2 separate regions of the Homo sapiens genome follow, and region 1 is linked to region 2. A link is an interaction called in ENCODE POLR2A ChIA-PET data of the cell type or tissue named here. Cell type or tissue: A673. All regions are shown on one strand. Links, peaks and the distances in the headings refer to the core of each region. The heading gives the core; the rest is flanking DNA. Region 1 has its middle 32 kb from the start of ZNF138. Region 2 holds the start of ZNF273 (zinc finger protein 273).

Region 1 (5,381 bases), core at 151-5,150, 140 kb after region 2:
CTAAAAGGAAAAAGCTGGGGTAAACATAATATAAGTAGAGAGTTTATTTTGGCTAAATCTTAAAGATTGCAACCCTGGAGTAAAAAGTTGCCCTGAATATACCCTCCAATTAGAAGCAGTTGTAAGTGTGTATTTTTAAAGGCAAAAAAGGAAGGCAGAGAGGGTACTGATACAAAGTTATCTGTCAAAAATTCTTATTGTTTTATATAAATAACTGGTTAGCGATTGACTATACATTGTTAAGCTATAGGGTGTGGGTTATAGAGTCAAGTGTGGCATTATTAGGTTGTGGCAATACCAACCAATTTAAAAAGATAAATAGTTCAAAGAGGAGAGCAGAATATAACTGTGGTCTCATTTTAATATATCTCTGGTTTAAAAGAACTTGCATGTCTCAAATAAAAGTTCTTTTCTTCCCTCGAATCCCAGGACATGAATTCAGAATTTGGAACTGCACATTTAGGTCTTGGAAGGCTGGTGAGCTATGCACATTTGTGAGCATTTGGACAAGAGGAGGAGAGAGGAAGGTAAATTCTCGTGTTTAATCAATGCACATGTGCGAGACTGGTTGGGGATCTGGGGCCCTATGATCTTTGAATCAGTGTGAGACCTGAAGATGCCAAGAGCACTGAAAAAGGTGGAGTAATTGATTGCTGTTCTGAAAAGTTATTTTTGCAGAAATCTAGTCTAACTTCTCTAGAAGGGATTGTGGATCTTAAGTAGAAGGAGAGACCATTCTGCTTACAGATTTGGGGAGCACTTTGCTGTACTTTGTGCATTTTGCTGTACAATTATGGGTTGTAATTGGACACTTGAGAAAGAGAGACCCCTCTAAAATGAAACCTGTTGGGCACCTTGTGTATAACCTCTGGTAATTCTGGACAGTGTGTAGAAAATATAGCTAGAAACAAAAACATCTCTAACCCTAAAAAACTCTTAACAATAATAGAACAAGAAAACTATCTTGTTATATCATTAAACCAAAATGTGATGTGCATCACAGGCAATCTACTAAGAGATTGCAAACACAGAAAGGTCACCAAAATTAGTTTCCAAGTAGAAGACTTGACAACACCATTTGCCATACATAGTTTATAACCCTAGTAATCTGGGAGGTCATCTGCGTTTTCTAATTGGTAATAATCAAAGGAAAAATAAAATTTTCACATCTTCATGACGGAAAGTCCTTTTGTAATGTGGAGCCATGTACCTGCTGAAGGGAGCCTCCTACTCTCCTGTACAAACTGTGGATAGATAGGGTGTATACTCTTGCTATTTATATTTTGAAGCAATAGTTTCCAGTTCCTAAAGATAATTCTGGGTCAAAAAAGACAAATGAACTGTTTAACTAATACAAATGAGTTACATATATTTCAAAGAAGCAGAGAAAATATTTAAATACAAAAGTTTTCAAATTAAGTGCTTTATGAAAATAGGAAACATCGGGTGGGCATGGTGGCTCACACCTGTAATCCCAGCACTTTGGGAGGCCAAGGCAGGCAGATCACTTGAGGTCAGGAGTTTGAGACCAACCTGGCCAACATGGTGAAACCCCCTCTCTACTAAAAATACAAAATTAGCCAGGAGTGGTGGTGGGTGCCTGCAATTCCAGCTACTCAGGAGGCTAAGGAAGGAGAATCGCTTGAACCTGGGAGGCAGAGGTTGCAGTGAGTCAAGATTGCACCATTGCACTCAAGCCTGGGCAAAAAGAGCAAAACTCCATCTCAAAAAAAAAAAAAAAAAAAGAAAAGAAAATAGAAAATAGAAAACAGCAAAAAATCTTCCCTTATTTTAAAAAGAAAACATTAAGCCTCTTCTTCCTAATTTGCATTTGCTTCTTTTTTTTTTTTTTTTTTTTTTTTTTTTTTGAGACAGTCTTGCACTGTTGCCCGGGCTGGAGTGCAGTGGCAAGATCTTGGCTCACTGCAACCTCTGCCTCCTGGGTTCAAGCAATTCTCCTGCCTCAGCCTCCCAATTAGCTGGGATTATAGGTGCCCACCACCACGCCTGGCTAATTTTTTGTATTTTTAGTAGATATGGGGTTTCACTATGTTGGCCATGCTGGTCTTGAACTCCTGACCTTGTGATCCACCCACCTCGGCCTCCCAAAGTGCTGGGATTACAGTTGTGAGCCACTGCGCCCAGCCTCTGTATTTACTTTGACAACAGCCAGGTCTAAAGCCATGGTCTTGAACTTATTAACATCTGAATTCTAGTAGGCACAGGATTCAGGTACCTGAGGGATGGACTTGGGCACACTGCCACACTGTGTGAATATAAAAGAGGGTTTTGGGGGAAAAGAAAGGCAGGAGAGAGAAAGGTACTATCAAGAAACAAGAGTGGGCCAAGCACAGTGGCTCACACCTCTAATCCTAGCACTTTGAGAGGCCAAAGTTGGTGGATCACCTGAGGTTAGGAGTTCAAAACCAGCCTAGCCAACATGGTGAAATCCCATCTCTACTAAAATTACAAAAAATAGCTAGCCGTGGTGGCACACACCTGTAGTCCCAGCTATTTGGGAGGCTTAGGCTGAAGAACTGCTAGAACTTGGGAGGCAGAGATTGCAGTGAGCTGAGATCATGCCACTGTACTCTAGCCTGGGCAACAGAGCAAGAGGCTCCATCTCAAAATAAATAAATAAATGAATAAGTAAGCAAATAAAAGTTATTTTCTGCCTATTTTTTGAGATTCTCAAAGATCTTATAGTTGGTATTATTCTCTTACTACAATTCTTCTTTAGGAGTAAGTAACTTCATACCTAACTCTAAATTAGTTCTATTTGACAAAGTTTAGGTAGAGCCCCAGGACAATAACAACAAATCCATCCTCAAAAAGAGGCTCCCCAACCACTTCTATCCCAACTTTAACTGCATCTGACTTTGAGTATCCAGCTTTCCAGGGCTCTGTAGCTTCTGTCAGTATAAACAATTCTTCCATGGCTGAGGTGAGTAGGCTGGGACACCTGCAGGGGTGACTCACCAGTAAAAGACCAACCAACTTGGTGTTCAATCACCCCTTTTTGCAGGCTCAAGACTGGCCAGCTTGGAGTCACTGGGTTTGGGCTTTCATTTTCCAATCAGCATAGTTCACTTGATTTTTTTTTTTTTTCTGAGAGGAGTTTTGCTCTTGTCACCCAGGCTGGAGTGCAATGGCATGATCTTGGCTCACTGCAACCTCCACCTCCTGGGTTCAAGTGATTCTCCTGCCTCAGCCTCCCAAGTAGCTGGGATTACAGGCATGCGCCACCATGCCCATCTAATTTTGTGTTTTTAATAGAGATAGGGTTTCTCCATGTTGGTCAGGCTGGTCTCAAACTCCCGACCTCAGCTGATCTGCCCACCTCGGCCTCCCAAAGTTCTGGGACACTTGATTTTATATTTAAAAAAATAGTCAGTGTTTGAAGAATCTAGCAAAATTACTCAAACTCAGTGTTTATGAAAGAGAATTAAGTTGTAAGGCATTTACATTTTATATCTCAACAACAACAAAACAACGAAAAACAAGTGTCTATCCCTTTCAGACAATAAACACATCACTTATCTCTATAAAAAATAATTTAACAATTAACCATATATTAATACTTTTAGAAGGTGCCAAGTATCACCTTAAAAAATTTAGCATTAAACTTATTCAAATGACATGCTACAGAAAAGAGATTCAAAATATTACAAATTCTTCACCCTCAAAAAAAAAAGGAACTATTGTTTTGATGCATCTATGTAATGCACCAGTTGATTTACTACACGTCTTGTGGAAATGTATTCATTTTCTATAGCCATAAAAGGAGAGATATTTCCTATTTTTCCCTGGTAGCATTCTCAAAGCTAAGCCCTGAGATTCTGTTTGAAATTACCCCCAAAAAGTGGCAGACCAGAGAAACAACTACACTCACTTTTGTAAGGAAAAAAGTAAATAACAACTTTTAACAAATAAAATATATGATTAGAACCCCATCTCTACTAAAAATACAAAAAAATTAGCCAGGCATGGTGGCAGGCGCCTGTAGTCCCAGCTACCCAGCTACTCGGGAGGCTGAGGCAGGAGAATGGCATGAACCTGGGAGGCGGAGCTTACAGTGAGCCGAGATTTCGCCACTGCACTCCAGCCTGGGCGACACAGCAAGACTCCATCTCAAAAAAAAAAAAAAAAAAAAAAAAGAATTTTAAAAACCAAAATCCAACATGCCTTTTTACAAGGGTCAGGATAGTCAAGGCCCTCAGACAAATAAACTTTGGTGGTTCGGAGAGGACAGAAAATGGAGCAGGCCAATCACCTGGTAGGGCTTGTTATCAATGTCATTTGTAAGGCTACTTTAAAAAAGATTGTCCAACGAGAAACAAGCTACCCCCTCGCCCATCTCCACTATGCTGAGGCAATCACTGAAAGGCGCACTGCCCCAGAGGACAAAGGTTCTCTGGGCCAGAAGCCCCCAACCAGATGATCCAACAACAGGACTGAGGGTGCCCAGGGCAAATGCCACCTCACATCATCACCTTCACTGAGCCCCGGGTACATTTAACCATTGAGGGTCAGGAAATTGACTTCCTCCTGGACACTGGTGTGGCTCTCTCAGTGTTAATCTCCTGTCCCGGACAGCTGTCTTCAAGGTCAACTACCATCCGAGGAATCCTGGGACAGCCTGTAACCAGATATTTCTCCCACCTCCTCAGTTGTAACTGGGAGACTTTGCTACACATAGTAAGTATGCTTATCTAATCCTACAAGCCCATACTGCAATATGGAAAGAAAGGGAGTGCCTAACCTCTGGGGGAACCCCCATTAAATATCACAAGGAAACCATGGAGTTATTGCATGCAGGCAAAAACCCAAGGAAGTGGCACTCTTACACTGCCGAAGCCATCAAAAGGGGAAGGAGAGGGGAGAACAGCAGCATAAGTGGCTGGCAGAGTCAGGGAAAGATCAGCAGAGAGGAAAGACAGAGAAAGACAGGAAGAGACAGAGACAAAGAGAGACACAGAAAGAGACAGTCAAAAAGAGAGGAAGAGACAGAGACAAAGAGTCAGAGAGACAGAAAGTCAGAGAAGGAGAGAGGAAGAGACAAAGGAATCAAAGAGAGAGACAGAAAGTCAGAGAGAGGAAGAGACAGACAAAGGGGAGTCAGAGAGAGAAAAGACAGAAAGTCAAAGAGAAAGAAAGAGAGATGGAAGTAGTGGAGAAAAAACAGTGTACCCTTTTCCTTTAAAAGTCAGGGTAAATATAATTGATCATTGAAGGCCTTCTCTGTAACCCTATAACAATCCAATACCACCTTGTCAGTGTAATCAAGGGCACAGCCCAAAAGCACTGAGGCCACTGACAACCCATAGCCTTCCTATCAAAAATCCTTAACCCAGCAGGTTTCCTAACAGGGGATCTAAACC
Region 2 (5,381 bases), core at 293-5,292:
TAGAAAAAAGGAGGGTCTGGGAACCCCATGGACCAAAGCTCTTCCTAGTCATGAACCCTGCATCCCGAGTCATCGAGGAGAGATGCGGCGCTGCGGCAGCAGAGCTGCCCAGGGAGGGCTCCAGGCCAGGGAACGGTCACTGCGCAGGGAGGAGACAGGACGCCCGGGATCCCGGCTGCCAGCCCAGCAGCCATCTTATGACTGAAGGGGACTGAGGGCCGAGCTGCGCCAAGGAGAACTCCTGGCCGCGGATTTTGGAGTCTACTGCAGGGAGGCCGGAGTCTCGCCACATCCACTTCCCACCAGTTCCAACCAGGCCCTCCCCCTCTCTCGGGATCTGGGACCCGGCACTCTCACCATTTCTAGGCTTCCAGGGAGTCCTGGCGTCTTAGCTGTGGATCTCCCAATACCTGCAGGTAACGGGGCCACAGAAGGTGGACCTCTAGGAGCAGAGGACATAGAGCAGTGAAGACGAGACCTGGAGCTGCGACTGCAGCGAGAGACAAAGGCCCCGCCAAATCCCGGAAGCCGTCCTGTCCGCTCCAGCTGCGTGCCTGATTGGACGGGTCCCAGCCCAGCGTCCCTGATTGGAGGATGTTTAAGGACCCGCCCCCTCAGGCCCTGAATGACAGAAGGTGTGCTCAGTTGCTGGGCTGAAAGAAGATAGAATGAAACCTAAACTGCAGGCTTTTCAGTCAGGGCTTCCTCCCTGAACTGAGCCCGGCCCACCCACGGGGTATTTGCATTTAACCTTGTGTATAAGGTCATATGCATTTATATTAATAAATAGTATAGTGTGTGAAAGGAAAATAAATTTTGCGGCCCCAAAATCACTAAGCTATAGGGAAAAGTCAAGCTGGGAACTGCTTAGGGCAAACCTGCCTTCCATTCTATTCAAAGTCACCCCTCTGCTCACTGAGATGATTGCATATCTGATTGCCTCCTTTTCCCAGGCTAATCAGGAACTCAAAAGAATGCAACCATTTGTCTTTTATCTACCTAGGACCTGGAAGCCGCCTCCCCACTTCCAGTTTTCTTTCTTTCTTTTTCTTTCTCTCTCTCTGTCTCTTTCGGAGTCTCGCTCTGTCTTCCAGGCTGGAGTGCAGTGGCACGATCCGATCTCTGCTACTGCAACTTCCACCTCCCTCCGGGGTTCAAGCGATTCTCCTGCCTCAGCCTCCAGAGTAGCTGGCTAATTTTTCTATTTTTAGTAAAGACGGGGTTTCACCACTTTGTCCAGGCTGGTCTTGAACTCCTGACCTCAGGTGATCCACCCGCCTCGGCTTCCCAAAGTGCTGGGATTACAGGCGTGAGCCACCGCGCCTGGCCTCAGAATAAACTTTCTAAATTAACTGAGATCTGTCTCAGATATTTGAGGTTCACAATTATATGGCTATTAACAAATGGAAAAAATATAATAACATTATTTAATATCCGATTTTACGACCTTCCTAGCTTCTGGTCCTTTAAGCAGGCAGCCTGAGATTTTAAAACGGAGTTAATTCTCTGAAATAAAATGTAAGCCACATGTGAATTTTAAATATTCTAGTAGCCAAACTTAAAAAAAAAAGGAAGAAACAGGTGGAATTTATTGTAACAATTTCATCGTTATATATTCTAGTTCTAGAATTCAAATATTCTAATATTCAAAATATTATTTTAATATGTGAGCAGTATGTAATTTTTCATGTAATATATATTATTGTATATAATAATATAAAATATGTATAATAATATATAATATTATGTATAATATTATACATGACCTCAAGTGATCTGCCCGCCTTGGCCTCCCAAAGTAGTGCTAGGATTACAGGCGTGAGCCACCGCGCCCGAAGCAGCGGTGCTTTTTGAGAAGGAGTTTCACTCGCACAATGTGGGCTCACCGCAACCTCCACCTCCGGGTTCAAGCGATTCTCCCACCTCAGCCTCCCGAGTAGCTGAGATTACCGGCATGTGCCATCGTGCCCGGCTAATTTTGTATTTTTAGTAGAGACGGCCTTTCTCCATGTTGGTCAGGCTGGTCTCGAACTCCCAACCTCATGTGATCCGCCCGCCTCGGCCTCCCAAAGTGCTGGGATTACAAGTGCTTTTAAGAGAAAGAGACACATCATAGGAGGATCCCATGGCAGAGAAAAGAAAAGAGGGTCTCACTTACGGAAGAAATAATCACCTATCATCTGGAATAGCATAAGACAAGCAAAAGAGATCACGACCTGACTACATCAATGAGAAGAAAAAGGCAACCTGGCTGAAAGGACTCATTGGCATCATGGAGCTACATTTAATAAGCTGCAGTGAATGGTCAGCCTCTGGGATACCAATAGTCTACCAAGAAGGCTGAACTCATTCTAATAAAATCAGCATGTCTGCACCATTCCGGTGGCATAGGGTTACAGTATCCGTTACAGAAACCCCATAAAGACCAGTGGGTACCCTTCTAGAATTGAAGTTATTGTGAAAAAGCATACCAGCGCCGGGCACGGTAGCTCATGCCTGTAATCCCAGCACTTTGGGAGGCTGAGGCAGGTAGATCACCTGAGGTCAGGAGTTCGAGACCAGCCTGGCCAACATGGTAAAACCTCATCTCTACTAAAAATACAAAAATTAGCCAGGTGTGATGGCGTGCGCTTGTAGTCCCAGCAACTCGGGAGGCTAAGGTATGAGAATCGCTTGAACTCAGGAGGCAGAGGCTGCAATGAGCCGAGATGGAGCCACTGCACTCCAGCCTGGGAGATAGAGCAAGACTCTCTCTACAAAAAAAAAAAAATAAATAAAGGCATACTAGCTTGGTGCCTTGGCTCATGCCTATAATCCTCGTGGCATGGAAAACTAGAACATGGACACACACAGAGTTAGGTTCAGAGCAGAAGTTTATAGGCAAAAGAGAAAAGAGCTCTCTGTGACAGAGAGTGTTCTTGGAGAAGTGGGTTGCTGGTTTCATGGTGAAATGCAAGGTGTTTTATAGATGATCTTGAGAAGGTAATGTCTGATGTACATAGGGTATGAAAGATTGATTGGATTAGGTGTGCCATTTGTATACGGTGCAAAAAACTGGTTAGGACTAGTTGTGCTATTTGCATAGGTGTGAAAATCTGGCCGCCCCCACCCTAATTTTTTATTATGCAGATGGATTCTCTGCCTGGCCAGCAGCCATGTTGCCTATTTCTTTAACGTTCAATGGTGAGGAAAGGGAGGATGGAGCCTCCATGTTGAACACACCTGGCTAGCTGCTGGCATTCACTAGTGCAAGCTTCCGGTTTGCTTATCCATGTTTGCTGCTCGATTTTTCAGGCTGCTTTTGGTTAAAAGGGAAACCTTGCCAGGGACTCTTTTACCCTCGCTATCTGCCTAAACAATTTCTTTCTATCTCCTGTACCACTTGCATTTTGGGAGTTCAAGGTGGATGGATCACTTGAGCCCAGGAGTTTGAAACCAGCCTGGGCAACATGACAAAACACCATCTCTACTAAAAGTACAAAAATTGCCCGGCATGGTGGCACAAGGCTGTATTCCCAGCTACTCAGGAGTCTGAGGTGGGAGGATTACTTCAGCCTTGAAAATGGAGGTGGCAGTGAGCCGAGATTACACAACTGCACTCCAGCCTGGGTGACAGAGCGAGACTTGGTCTCAAAACAAACAAACAAAAAAAAAAAAAGAGAGAGAAAAGAAAAAGCATAAAGCATACCTAATCATTTGTTATCACAGTTAAATCCCTTGAAACCAGGCAGGGTGTGGTGGCTCATCCCAGCACTTTGGGAGGCCGAGGCAGGCGGATCCCATGAGGTTGGGAGTTCGAGACCAGCCTGACCAACATGGAGAAACCCCGTCTCTACTAAAAATACAAAATTAGCCAGGCTTGGTGGCGCATGCCTGTAATCCCAGCTACTTAGGAGGCTGAGGCAGGAGAATCACTTGAAACCGGGAGGCAGAGGTTGCTGTGAGCCAAGATCACGCCATTGCACTCCAGCCCGGGCAACAAGAGCAAAACTCTGTCTCAAAAAAAAAAAAAAAACCTTGAAATTACAATGAACTTCTGCTAATTTTAGAGAATTCTGCTATACTGTACTACAATACTGAACTTTAAACAACTTAATAGAAATATTTTTTCTTTTTTTTTTTTGAGATGGAGTCTCATTTTATCTCCATCTGGAGTGCAGTGGCAAGATCTTGGCTCTACTTCAACATTTGTCTCCCAGTTTCAAGTGATTCTCTTGCCTCAGCCTTCCAAATAGCTGGGATTACAGGTATACACCACCACACCTGGCTAATTCTTGTGTTTTTAGTAGAAATGGGGTTTCACCATGTTGGCAAGGCCGGTCTGGGACTCCTGACCTCAAGTGATCCACTCACCTTGGCCTCCCAAAATGTCGGGATTACAGGCGTGAGCCACTGCGCCTGGCATAATATTTCCTGAAGGCATAAATAGTTATGTAGATAGTTTCTCTTAGATTAACATGATAAAAGTAACAAAGACAACATTTTAAATGGGATAAAATTAACCAAAATCACATTTTTTTTCAATGGCTTGGCATAATTGCCATGTTTTCTGAAATGACAGATTACTAACAAGAAGCAAAGACAAGATTTTTGCTTTGCTCAATTGTTAAGTTTTGGACCTTTTGAAATTTAAAATTCTGGCTAAACAATTTGAAGGGAGAATTCTTTAGGTGGCTTCCTAGGGTTTCCAAGGCAATACAAGAATTTTCATAGGCAGGAAAATGCATGTTATATACACATATTGTTCTTCTCTGCTTTGCTTTCATGTTTAAAAATTGAAAATTGCAAATCTAGTCTCTCAATTTAGAGTAAGTTAACAAAAGATTTATTTTTCAGCAAAGCAAATAATTGTAGAAAACTTATGGGGAACAAATGCCATTAGCTGCCAAAAACAGTATGACCGGATTCAGTAAGTATCTAGCCATGCAAATGACAGCCCAGTTAAATTAAGACCCCAAAGGTGCATGTGGACAGCATTTCCATGCAATGTGGTGCACCTCCACTGGGCACCTTCTTCTGCCTGCTTACAGAGATACCAATTTCCCCTAAGTGACTCAATGTGAATACTGGAAACTGAGAATGCTGTGTTCAGAGGGATTACTAGGAACATGGTTAACACACTTACCATATTATAATAAAATTTGATGTATCCTACTCTACCTCACAAAGGCTTTTAGTAAAAGATTGTTTATTTATAGTACTCAATATGGATTTATGAAAAATTATAATATATTCCAGGAAAGTCAGAGACACTTAAATGTCAACCAAATTCCATAAAACACACTTGAATGAGACAAAGTCTTCTTAGCTAAAAATGTTATCAGTAAATTTAGGATAAAATAGAAAACCAGTTCTTTGTGTTAAATGAACAGCGTTTGGCA

The links. Peaks named below come from ENCODE experiments on the same cell type or tissue, not always from the same donor. Only the 100,000 strongest peaks of a DNase experiment are listed, where the experiment ranks them.
Region 1: POLR2A ChIA-PET joins it to region 2 with 8 read pairs; 2 of 35 experiments call an interaction of 5 or more read pairs at or near these places.

Annotation. Positions count from the first base shown.
Region 1 is chr7:64,759,916-64,765,296 of GRCh38, reverse strand. No RefSeq gene overlaps it. Among named protein-coding and RNA genes, the nearest start is that of ZNF138, 32 kb to the left of the region's middle. In A673, for the core only: no CTCF peak of the experiment used is centred there; no DNase peak of the experiment used is centred there.
Region 2 is chr7:64,898,396-64,903,776 of GRCh38, reverse strand. It overlaps ZNF273 (zinc finger protein 273), which reads right to left and starts at 504. Exons shown (of 4, transcript NM_021148.3): 1 at 358-504. The coding sequence starts at 459. RefSeq lists enhancers at 250-359, 390-449, 1-636, 850-899, 920-969 and 1 more. In A673, for the core only: no CTCF peak of the experiment used is centred there; a DNase peak (open chromatin) is centred at 596; H3K4me3 peaks cover 724 bases; H3K27ac peaks cover 331 bases.